2 separate regions of the Homo sapiens genome follow, and region 1 is linked to region 2. A link is an interaction called in ENCODE POLR2A ChIA-PET data of the cell type or tissue named here. Cell type or tissue: IMR-90. All regions are shown on one strand. Each heading gives the region's core, and the rest is flanking DNA. Links, peaks and the distances in the headings are about the cores only.

Evidence for each region. ChIA-PET counts read pairs that join two places held together with the same protein. Peaks named below come from ENCODE experiments on the same cell type or tissue, not always from the same donor. Only the 100,000 strongest peaks of a DNase experiment are listed, where the experiment ranks them.
Region 1: POLR2A ChIA-PET joins it to region 2 with 27 read pairs; 1 of 35 experiments calls an interaction of 5 or more read pairs at or near these places.

The regions. Positions count from the first base shown.
Region 1 is chr1:85,442,966-85,448,975 of GRCh38, forward strand. The region is part of intron 1 of DDAH1 (dimethylarginine dimethylaminohydrolase 1); the gene reads right to left. Among named protein-coding and RNA genes, the nearest start is that of DDAH1, 19 kb to the right of the region's middle. In IMR-90, for the core only: no CTCF peak of the experiment used is centred there; DNase peaks (open chromatin) are centred at 3,146 and 4,406; H3K27ac peaks cover 1,101 bases.
Region 2 is chr1:85,317,825-85,323,834 of GRCh38, forward strand. DDAH1 (dimethylarginine dimethylaminohydrolase 1) reads right to left here. Exons shown (of 6, transcript NM_012137.4): 6 at 661-3,744. The coding sequence ends at 3,628. Among named protein-coding and RNA genes, the nearest start is that of BCL10, 44 kb to the left of the region's middle. In IMR-90, for the core only: no CTCF peak of the experiment used is centred there; DNase peaks (open chromatin) are centred at 2,697, 3,197, 3,937 and 5,047; H3K27ac peaks cover 1,518 bases.

The DNA of each region.
Region 1 (6,010 bases), core at 290-5,289, 120 kb after region 2:
TTCTGTAGGCTGCCTGTTCACTGTGATGGTAGTTTCTTTTGTCATGCAGAAGCTCTTTAGTTTAATTAGATCCCATTTGTCAATTTTGGCTTTTGTTGCCATTGCTTTTGGTGTTTTAGACATGAAGTCCTTGCCTATGCCTATGTCCTGAATGGTATTGTCTGGGTTTTTCTCTAGGATTTTTATGGTTTTAGGTCTAACATTTAAGTCTTTAATCCATCTTGAATTAATTTTTGTATGAGGTGTAAGGAAGGGATCCAGTTTCAGCTTTCTACATATGGCTAGTCAGTTTTCCCAGCACCATTTATTAAATAGGTAACCCTTTCCCCATTTCTTATGTTTGTTAGGTTTGTCAAAGATCAGATGGTTGTAGATGTGTGGTATTATTTCTGAGGGCTCTGTTCTGTTCCATTGGTCTATATCTCTGTTTTGGTACCAGTACCATGCTGTTTTGGTTACTGTAGCCTTGTAGTATAGTTTGAAGTCAGGTAGCATGATGCCTCCAGCTTTGTTCTTTTGGCTTAGGATTGTCTTGGCAATGGGGGCTCTTTGTTGGTTCCATATGAACTTTAAAGTAGTTTTTTCCAATTCTCTGAAGAAAGTCATTGGTAGCTTGATGGGGATGGCATTGAATCTATAAATTACCTTGGGCAGTATAGTCATTTTCACAATATTGATTCTTCCTATCCATGAGCATGGAATGTTCTTCCATTTGTTTATTCGTTGAGCAGTGGTTTGTAGTTCTCCTTGAAGAGGTCCTTCACATCCCTTGTAAGTTGGATTCCTAGGTATTTTACTCTCTTTGAAGCAATTGTGAAGGGGAGTTCACTCATTATTTGGTTCTCTGTTTGTCTGTTATTGGTGTATAAGAATGCTTGTGATTTTTGCACATTGATTTTGTATCCTGAGACTTTGCTGAAGTTGCCTATCAGCTTAAGGAGATTTTGGGCTGAGACGACGGGGTTTTCTAAATATAGAATCATGTCATCTGCAAACAGGGACAATTTGACTTCCTTTTTTCCTAATTGAATACCCTTTATTTCTTTCTCCTGCCTGATTGTCCTGGCCAGAACTTCCAACACTATGTTGAACAGGAGTAGTGAGAGAGAGCATCCCTGCCTTGTGCCAGTTTTCAAAGGAAATGCTTCCAGTTTTTGCCCATTCAGTATGATATTGGCTGTGGTTTTGTCATAAATACCTCTTATTATTTTGAAATATATCCCATCAATACCTAATTTATTGAGAGTTTTTAGCATGAAGGGCTGTTGAATTTTGTCGAAGGTCTTTTCTGCATCTATTGAGATAATCATGTGGCTTTTGTCTTTGGTTCTGTTTACAGGATGGATTACGTTTATTGATTTGCATTTGTAGAACCAGCCTTACATCCCAGTGATGAAGCCCACTTGATCATGGTGGATAAGCTTTTTTGATGTGCTGCTGGATTTGGTTTGCCAGTATTTTATTGAGGACTTTTGCATTGATGTTCATCCAGGATATTGGTCTAAAATTCTCTTTTTTTGTTGTGTCTCTCCCAGGCAAAGCCACATACTCTTAAGAACAAGGCTAGGCTTAACCACAGGCATCCTGACCTCAAGTCCTGTGTCAAAGTTCCACCTACAATGTGGCCCCACAGGGTAGGTCCTGAGAATGTTGTGAGTGCTAAACTGTACTGAATATAGTCTACTCAATTCAAGACATTCACTGAGCGCCTACTGTGTGCTCCTCACTGTGCTCTGTGCTGGAGGCTCAGAAGTGAAAAGGTCACAGGTGCTGTGGGAAAGGAGTTCATAGATGTGTGAGTAACCATGCAAATAAGTAAGGACAATATGGAGCGCTATGTGCTGACCAAAGTAGGGGGATTAGTCAGGGTTCTCTAGAGGAACAGAACTAATGGAATAGATATATAAATAAAAAGGAGTTTATTAAGTATTAACTCACACAATCACAAGGTCCCACAATAGGCCATTGGTAGGCTGAGGAGCAAGGAGATCCTGTCCAAGTTCCAAAACTGAAGAACTTGGAGTCCAATGTTCTAGGGCAGGAAGCATCGCGCACAGGAGAAAGATGTAGGCTGGGAGCCTAGGCCAGTCTCTCTTTTCACATTTTTCAGCCTGTTTATATTCTAGCCGTGCTGGCAGCTGATTAGACTGTGCCCACCCAGATTAAGGGTGAATCTGTCTTCCCCAGCCCACTGACTTAAATGTTAATCTCCTTTGACAACACCCTCATAGAAACACCCAGGATCAATACTTTGTATCCTTCAATCCAAGCAAGTTGACACTCAGTATTAAGCATCACAGGGGGACATGATAGCTCTAGGAGTGTGGGGTGCTTCAAGGAGGAGGGGCATCTGAACTAGGTTACGAGGATGAATTCAGGAGTTTTAAGCATACTCTTTTTTAATTATCAAGAAAAAAGCATAAAAGATTAGTGATTTGTGCAATACTAGACAGTGCCTTAAGATCAAATATTTAGAAATCTTGACAAATGTGAATCTGCACGCCAGACTATATGGCATCAATTTAGGACAGACGGTTAACGTAAAAAGCAAGTGAAGATATGTGAAAGAATAATGAGGTCCTTCTGTCCTTCCTAAAGGGTATATGCTCAATGAAAATATCATGTTACATTGGATTAATTTACTTACCTACTTATTTATTTTTGAGACAGGGTCTTGCTCTGTTGCCCAGGCTGCAGTGCAGTGGTGCAAACATGGCTCATTGAAGCCTTGATCTCCTAAGCCCAATCATCCTGCCTCAGCCTCCTGAATAGCTGGGACCATAAGTGTGTACCACAATTCCCAGATAATTTTTTTTTAAGAGACAGGGTCTCTTCATGTTGCCTAGGCTGGTCTCAATCACCTGGCCTCAAGCTATTCTCCCTCCTTGGCCTCCCAAAATACTGGGATTATAGACATAAGCCATCACACTTGACTTCATGTTACATTTTAAAGCCAAATGAAGCAATCCCAATAGTTAAATGCCATCTGCAATTCTGACCACTTGTTAGAATGGCAAATTCAAAATATTACAGTCCAGTAAGGACATCAGGAACAGCCAGACACTTATTTTCTGGTGCATGTCTGACTGTGGCATGTCAGAAGTTGAGACATTCATGCTGTGAGCTGTACCGCCCCAGCAATTGCTCATGGACTTGTTGTATTAGTCTGCTTTCATACTGCTATGAATTGCCTGAGATTGGGTAATTTATAAAAGTAAGAGGTTTAATTGACTCACTGTTCAACATGGCTAGGGAGGCCTCAGGAAACTTACGATCATGGCAGAAGCTGAAAGGGAAGCCAGGCAACTTCTTCACAAGAAGGCAGGAAAAGTGCCGAGTAAAGGGGGAAGAGCCCCTTATAAACCATCAGATCTCATGAGAACTCACTGACTATCATGAGAACAGCATGGGGAAAACCACCCCCGTGATTCAATTACCTCTACCTGGTCTCTCCCTTGCCATGTGGGGATTATGAGGATTACAATTTAAGATGAGATTTTGGTAGGGACATAAGGCCTAACCATATCAATTGTCTACTGGTGGGCTTTCAGGAAAAAGGAAAATGGAAAACCCACCTGGCCCACTTGATCATGTCCATTCCAAGTCCTATCCTTTGGCAACATCACGCCAAAGACATCAAGGTGGAATTTCTACCTTTTGAGGCCTAATATCCAAAATCCTTTCCTTCCTGTTATTTGCCCCCTTGTTTCAATCCCACCTCCCTTCCTCTCCCTCTCCCTCAATTCTCCTGCCACCCCTCCCCCAATCCTCTAGCATATGGCTTAGTGTCATGGAGATGTATCAAGTTTCTGGGTAGAAACTGAGGATTTCATTTCCAGTTAGTTCCTCCTCCTTTCTTCTTCTCCTTCTCTCTTCCTATTTGCCCCTTTTCTTCCTGATGTACACTATTCCTGCAGCAACAGCATTTTACATTATACTTAAATTTCACCTAGGATAGGAGAGACGTGTGTCTCACTGAAAGGATATAGGACAGGCCACCTTTCAACAGGAAGAAAGAAAGGTGGTCATCATTGAATTTTAAAACTCAATGGAATAAAAGATCAGAATGTGGCTTCCCCACACAAGGCACTCTTTCTTTCATGACAGGTCAGTGTTTGGATTCATTTATTAGCATGAGGAGGTCAGCTACACAGGAGACACCAATCACTGCCTGCCTATTTATATGCAAAAATATGCCTGCTGCTCTAAGCAAACCCACTCTGATCTTGGCCTCTGAAGCTACATCTGGTTGAACCAGAGCTGGGCACCTGAACTGAATTCAGTCTATTTATAGGCTGGCCAGCTATATATCACTTGGTTGCCTGCATCAAAAAATTAGCATGGGCCCATGAGGCTCTCCATTTAAACATTTTAAGTTGAGAAACTGGAAATCTGAGTCAGAAAGCCACAGCAGCTAAGTTACAGGAATATGAAGTAAACTCGAGTGGGCCACAAGGAAGCTTAAGATAAACCAGAGAATTGAATGAAGCAAGTGGACAGTGAGAAGAGATGGCATGAGTAGAAAGAGAGACTTCATGTCCCTAATGATTCTGTGGTTTCTATTTGAGTCTATCCTTACAATCTTCCTCCTCCTTCTTGCAGGAATATGTTTCAGTTATTTGCAACCTAAAGGAATCTGACTAGAATGTAAAATCATTGACCTAGTAATATGATTGCTAGTCTGAGCCTGGAGGTAGCTCCCGTTTACTTCCAAGGCTTGCCAAAGATTCAAATGGAGTTACCAGGAATTGTAAGTTTAGTCAGTCTGAATTATGCAAAATGTTAACCAAAAGCTACACTGACCTTTGATGTCTGAATTTCCTCATCAACAGGCTAATCCTTGACAGAAACACTGGAAGGATTTCTTCTCTGCAAAACTACCCTCTTCCTTCACGCTGAATCATCAGAAAGAGGAGCCGGCTGCATCCCTAAATTCATCCCTTATTTTAATTAACCCAAGGATGACATGGAGGCCTTGGAGACCCTATACAGTGCTGTGTGTTCAGCAGTAAATATCCACCCATTGTAGTCAGGAGCCAGCATCTTCATCATCCTTTCTTGTTAGAACAAACTTGTCCAACCCATGGCCCATGGGCCACATGTGGCCTAGGACGGCTTTGAATGCGGCCCAACACAAATTTGTAAAGTTTCTTAAAACATTAGGAGATTTTTTTGTGATTTTTTTAAGCTCATCAGCTATTGTGTTAGAGTATTTTATGTGTGGCCCAAGACAATTCTTCTTCTTCCAATGTGGCCCAGGGAAGCCGAAAGATCGGACACCCCTATGTTAGAACACCAAGGTCTATTACTTTGAAGTTGTTATCCTGGATTACCAATCAGAATTTGTGTTTTCACCATTACTAAGCCTACTCTTTAATTCTCTCAATCATCTCTGCTCTAAGAGATAAGGAATGGCAGGAATTATTAAGAGTGAGAGGTTCTGAAAATCTGGTTGGTTTATTTTAGAGTTCTATGAAGTATTCATTTCCTCCTTGTACCACCCCCCTTTGTTTACAAGTGAGTATCCCTCTGTTGCTCTCCTTTGGCACAAATATTCAGATGAAAAACATCCACATAAATGAGCGGTGTCTTAATCTGAAGAAATGTGCTCTGCATCCCATCAATAGGAGCTCTAATTCCCCTATGGTTCAGGACACTCCAGTGACTCAAATGACCTTTCTGCCAAAGGATCTGCATCACTTCCTTTGTTCCTGTTCTACATAATATGGAATTACAATAATGTGAATAATTTTTCTTTTATAAAAAAACCCCACGAAACACAGGAAATCTATCAAAAACAGTTTTGACAATTGAGAAAATCACATTTTAATCTGTTTAATTAAACACAGTGAAATTTCTTTTCTGCCAGCAAAGAATTTTACAAATTTTACAAAATTGGACTAGATTCAGTTTAGTGAGCATTCCAAGAACAAGTTTGTTAAACTGAGACAGAAAAGTAGCATTTAATTGATAAGCTATATAGCTAGTTACTACAGGAGAAGGGGAAAGA
Region 2 (6,010 bases), core at 524-5,523:
CAGCATGATTATGTAAAATTATTGCATATTTATACTGCTATCTATTTACAGATCTGTGATTATTCTCTGAAATGTTAATAATAGTTATCTCTGGGTGATAAAATTGTGGGGTAGTTTTTAAATTTACTTAGTTTTTTGTGTTGCTTGGATTTTAACAGTAAGCAGTTATTTTTACAATCATTGAAAGAAAACAATACAGATTGAAAAAACTTGTTGAAAAAAGCCTCATTTAAAAAAACCTTCAAATTTGCTAAAAGATGCTTACTATATAACAAAAACAAACTCTTGTATGAATGAGCAAATAAAAAAATCATTTACCTGCCTCCATAACTGAACCACATAACTGACTATGTGCTGAATATGGTTAACAGTGAAAGGGATGAAGGGACGCCGTTTTGAGGAGAGGCACAGGGGAACTCAAGCTCTCCTGACCTGGTGTACATACTATGCACACTTTTTAAGTGCCTGAAGTATGAAGTATCACTTCAAATATTATTTTAACCCAAGCTTTGATGGCAATTGATTTACAGGTATGGTATTTTTCTAAGTTCATAGCCTAAGGGACAAGAGAGAAAATATCCCATGACTGACAGCAAAGAAATGATGACTTCATTCCCCATGGCAGTTTCTGTTGCAAAGAAAAGAGACATACACTGTTGATCACAGTACAACTCAACACTTTATTCCATTGTGATTGGTATACATGTAAGATTGAGACATCAAGAGACTAAAAATCAGTGCAGAACTTCTCTGAACTAAAGGGCCGTGAAAGGCATGATTGGTTTTGGCACACAGAGTGGATAACCATACATTGGCTGGAATGAGGTGGTCAGGAAAATAAAATGCACAAATCTAACACCATGTTGAAATCATGTCTGAGTTCTGGAGAAAGTTAAAGTGTAAATAATTACAAAGACTGACATGCAACTCTTTACCTTACATTATTCATCTACAGACTATTTTTCTCCCTTAGAGATGAGGAGATGGCCTTAGTAATCTGTTCAGAGTAGCTGAAAAGACCAATCAATACACATTAGAAAGATCTGCCTGATTTCTATAGCAATTCATTATAGCTGAAGAAATAATGCTAAATAATGTATTTTCTCTATATCATCCTTTAACTAAATTGAATCACATCACCCAAGTAATTCTGACTTAACTTTTACTTAGTTAAATATAATTTCTCCTGTCTTTTAATGTCAAAAAGCAGTTTCCGTTAGTTTATCCATTGGTGTATATCACAACAGATGAGGAAAACTTATGTGATAGTATCTTTCCTTTTCAAAAATAACATTATGCTAATGAGAACATCAAAGAAGTAATACTATGCTGCAAGTAATTTAGGTTTTCACATCATCAATCATATAGGGAGTCCAAAGAAGCCAGCCTAGCAGGTAACATAGCAGAGCAGAATGCAATGTAGAAGAGGCACACAGAGTCTAAGTGATTTCTCCAGACAAAAGAGAAGGAAAGACAGAAAGAAGCAAAAGAAAGGAAAAGTGAAAAACAGCCTTCTGCAGAACAAATTGTTACAAAGAAAAATCTATTTGCTTGCAATTGATTAAACATAATAGAGAAGAGTTCTTTGATTTGGGATGATAGAAGTAAAGATATTAAAAATTATATGCTGGTAAGCCTAAACTGGCAGATTGGGCCATTTTTCCTGTGGTTGTATTTGAGATGTTGAGCTCTCACAGGGAGAATTTTTGCTTTTGCCAAGGAAGGGCCAGATTTAACCCAAAAGGACAACCTTGAGAACATTTTTTCTTTGTTAACTTGGGCATGTGGCTAACATTCGTTCTCTCTCTGGTAAAAAGATATTATTCATCTCTGATGAGATGGTTCAAAATATGACAGTGACCAAGACGTGGTTTATTCACAGGATGCACATAATTGGATATCTGCATATGGCATGAATTAAAAAGTTAAGCAACAAGGAAGAGAAGGAGGAGAAAAAAACTTTTGCAAATTTCTGACATAAAATAATCAAATAAAAGGGAAAGATAGTGGTTAAGGATGTTTTCATTTTCTCAGAGGTTTCTCCTTCCATCTGCTACGGGGGAAATGAAATGAATGAAAGTAATTCTCTTTAGGTCACCAACATAAGGAATAATTTGACTGCAAACATAGAAGTGAGCAGAGCAAGATTTGAAGTGATACTTCTTAATCTCTTTGATTCTTAATCTTAAACAACAAGCCACAGGCAATACAGGAAAGGTGGAGATGACTAGGAAGTGTGATAATGTGCCTGGATCAGTTACCATTCATTGGAAAGTACCGTTTCCCCTGCCTGTTAATAGGCTGATTCCTGCAGGTTTGAGTAAAGGAATCATCTCTTCCTTCAGTGCCGCATTGTTCTTTGTAAGAGATCCGTGTCAGTTCAAAGTTGTGTAATTTAAAGGCTAGAGAAGAAAGAAGTTTAAATTGGATCCCACAGTAAATATTCACGGATATTTCAAAGTAGAATTGTCCACTGTCTGGGGTTGGGTTCAAGCATCAAGGTGATCGCTTCCTGAACATGTTCATTGACCATGAGGAGCTGTTTACTCTGGCTCATATTAGACTACCAGTAATTATTTTCAGACATGATGTCTCTTTTGAAAGAAATGACTTTGCTGGACTAGGATAACTGCAGGGGTAGAAGACTGGAAATACGGTGAGTCAGGGTAGGTGGAAACAGAAATGAGTAGAAGGAAAAAAAAAAAAGAGTTCCTCCAAGGTCATATATGGTCAGTAATGAAGCAAAAATTCATGGTATGTGACTTAAAGACTTTCTAAGACATTGTACCCATGGGATGTTTCCAAGCTTCTTGATCTTTAATCTTTTAGCAACCTTCTGATACTGGATTTACCTTCCTAGGTGTGGTGCCCTCCTTCTGGAATTTAGATCTCTGGGGCAAACCCTGTCAGGATGTGCCTCTGTGTAGTTAACACTGCCCCAGACAGCAGCTCTGATTTCAGTCACAGTTCTGCTGAGAAGCCTGTCTGCCCCTGGCAGGGGTGAGGGGAGGGTTGTTGGTGGCAGATGTAGTCAGAGGCAGAGGAGACCAATGGCAGACAGGGTGGACCTGCAGGAAGGTAGCCAGAAGGAAAGACCTTGGGTTTTACCCAAGGTCAAGGTGGCTGTGATAGAAGAGCGAAAGGCAAAAGTAACTAACTGAATTTCAGAATTCAGAAGTAAAAGAGAAAGGAGGAGGATCCCTGGACCAGGGACTTTCACAGGAACCAAACATGATTCATGAAAAAAAAAAAAAAAAAAAGCAAGCTTATCTGACTGATCAAGAAGACATTCTTCAGAATATACTGGCAACTAAATAATTTTCACACCAAAAATACAGACACTAAATGAGTGTTTCCTTACTGGGATTAATCACATTTTGATAATTCATTAGCTCTGTATCTTCTAGGTTGCTTAATTCATTTAGCAAATCCACAGCTTAGGTACCACCTCGAGGGGAGGGAGGGTGGGGGTGTTGAATGAAGCAATTCAACTTAGAATCAAATTTTGTAAACAAGAGTTAGTAGCACAGTGGCACAGTAGATTGTCAAGGAAAACAACAGGAGTGGGCACAGAGTCATCGGCCTTGCCTGTGCGGTCTTGCCGGCTACCGGGGGGGACTCTGCAGCTCAGGAGTCTACTTTCTTGTTAATTAAAACTGAGCAGCAGGTGAGCAGCCCATCCACCTTTTCCAGTTCAGACATGCTCACGGGGATCAGCATATGGTCCTTCAGTTTCTCATAAACCTACAGTGGGAATCAAGGAAAAGGAAGAAAAGAAGGATTATGTTTTACCATCCTCAGAAGTGGAGAATCAATTTGATTTGTACATCTAGGCTTTTCATTCATTTAATCCCAAGACACACAGGCAGTCTCAACCACACACATGCCCACAGTCATCCCTATAGAGCTGGTGGGAACTGGTTAACCACTAGCCCTGTGCTTTAACCTCAAGGCCAAAGATGTGTCAGAAATGTGGTTTTGCTAGAGATGCCTTTACTCTGCCATTGTCATTGCTAGATTAAGTGGTACATGGAAGTTGGTGACCATGTGTCAGTCTGAATATTACTTTCTCTTCACACTTTATTTTTATTTATTTATATATTTTTGGAGACAGGGTCTTGCTCTGTCGTCCAGGTTGGTGTACAGTGGCGCGACCATGGCTCACTGCAGCCTCAACTTCCCAGGCTCAAGTGATCCTCCCACCTCAGCCTCCTAAGTACCTGGGACAAACAACAGATACACACCACTATCCCTGGCTAATTTTTATTTTTTATTTTCTGTGGAGACAGGGTCTCACTATTTTGCCAGGGCTGGTCTTGGGTTCCTGGGCTCAAGTGATCATCCTGCCTTGGCCTTCCAAAGTGCTGGTATTAAACAGGCATAAGCCACCACACTAGGCCTTCTCTTCACAGTTTAAAACCCTCTCAACTATACTTTAGGTTTATTTTCTTACCAACACTGCTGGAAAAATTTGACAAGATATAACTTAAGTATTTCAGGTTAAACTGCTTTTAAATTACAGGTATGAATTTTATTAGCATCTTTTGACACTAATAGAAAGCATATGTCAAAACTTCAATTAACAGTTCATAGATTGTTCTGTGATGATCAAACAAAGCATATTTTTAAAAACAGAATCACTTGAAAGTGTACTGCCTAATAACAATCTCCTGTGCTTCTTTAGGAAGCACTGCGTTTCTTAAAATTCAGCACAGTGGTTAATTAAGAGTGTTGGAGCCAGAGTAGGGTCCCAAACCCAGTTCTGTCAACCTACTACTTAAAGAATTATTTCAGTGAAGTGACATTCCCTCTGAGCCTCGGTTTACTTCTCTGTAATATTGGAATAGTAATGTTGCCCCCATAGGGCTGTTACAAGGACTGAATAAGATAATACACCTGGGATGCCTGGCACCCTGCCTGGCACCGGGGAAGCCCTCAGTAAACAGGGATATTATTAATACTATTGTTATTTTTGAGAGACAAACGGCTGAATCAGGGGGGCAGTGAATAATCATCTGGTAGGTCAGATGATCAATGTGGCTAAAGAGGGATGAATGATTCAGACCTGTATTTCTCAAAGTGAGTTCTGTGACTGGGTGCTTGTTGATATTGCAGATTCTAGGGTGGGGGTCCAGGAACTTGCATTTTTAGCAACCCTGATGTGCATTAAAGTATGAGATCCATTACTCATCTAAGAGCTGGGTAAGCCCCAGTTCTGGGTCAGGAGTACTCTATTTTCCTCAGGTTCACACTTTCAGCCATGGAAATAGAAAAAATTATCTATGTATTCCCTCACCTTTTTCTTTTTATCTGCTCAGAAAGAGGCTGTGATTAGAGAGTGAACCTAGTAATTATATCATATTGCATATTTAAAAGGTAGTATAAAATATTTTCTAATATTTGCGAAGCTTAAGACAAAAAAAAAAGATCAATGATTACTAAAGGCTCTTCTGTAATGCATAGTATAAATATCTTGTTCCTCCGGGCAGAGATGAGATGCTGAGTGCCTAGAAGATATGGACACTTGAAGAATCTATGGACGAGCACTGTTATGTTTGCTTGGTAGGGTAAAATCGAAATTACTAAAGTATATAGATGAGACTGGCAGAGTATGCTGAAAAACAAGGGAGATTTTCTTAGACCAGGAAAAGCATTCCAGATCCAGAGAGAGCTCCCTTATTGGAACACAAACACAGAGACTCCTGGAGCGACCAGTTGGCTGATTTCGAGTGTACCATATTACTACCTGCTCTATCTTTTCAATGAAGAGCTTTTTGCTACCTAGCACGGGCAGTTTCTTCTTTCTGCAGCCCTGACAATGAACACCCACCACTCTGGGTCATTCATACTCCTCTACCTAAAGAAACAAATGGCCAGGTGTGGTGGCTCATGCCTGTGCACTTTGGGAGGCTGAAGTGGGAGGATCCTTTAAGCCCAGGAGTTTGAGACTAGCTTGGGCAACATAAGGAGACCCCGTCTCTACAAAAAATAAAAAATTAGCCAGGTATAA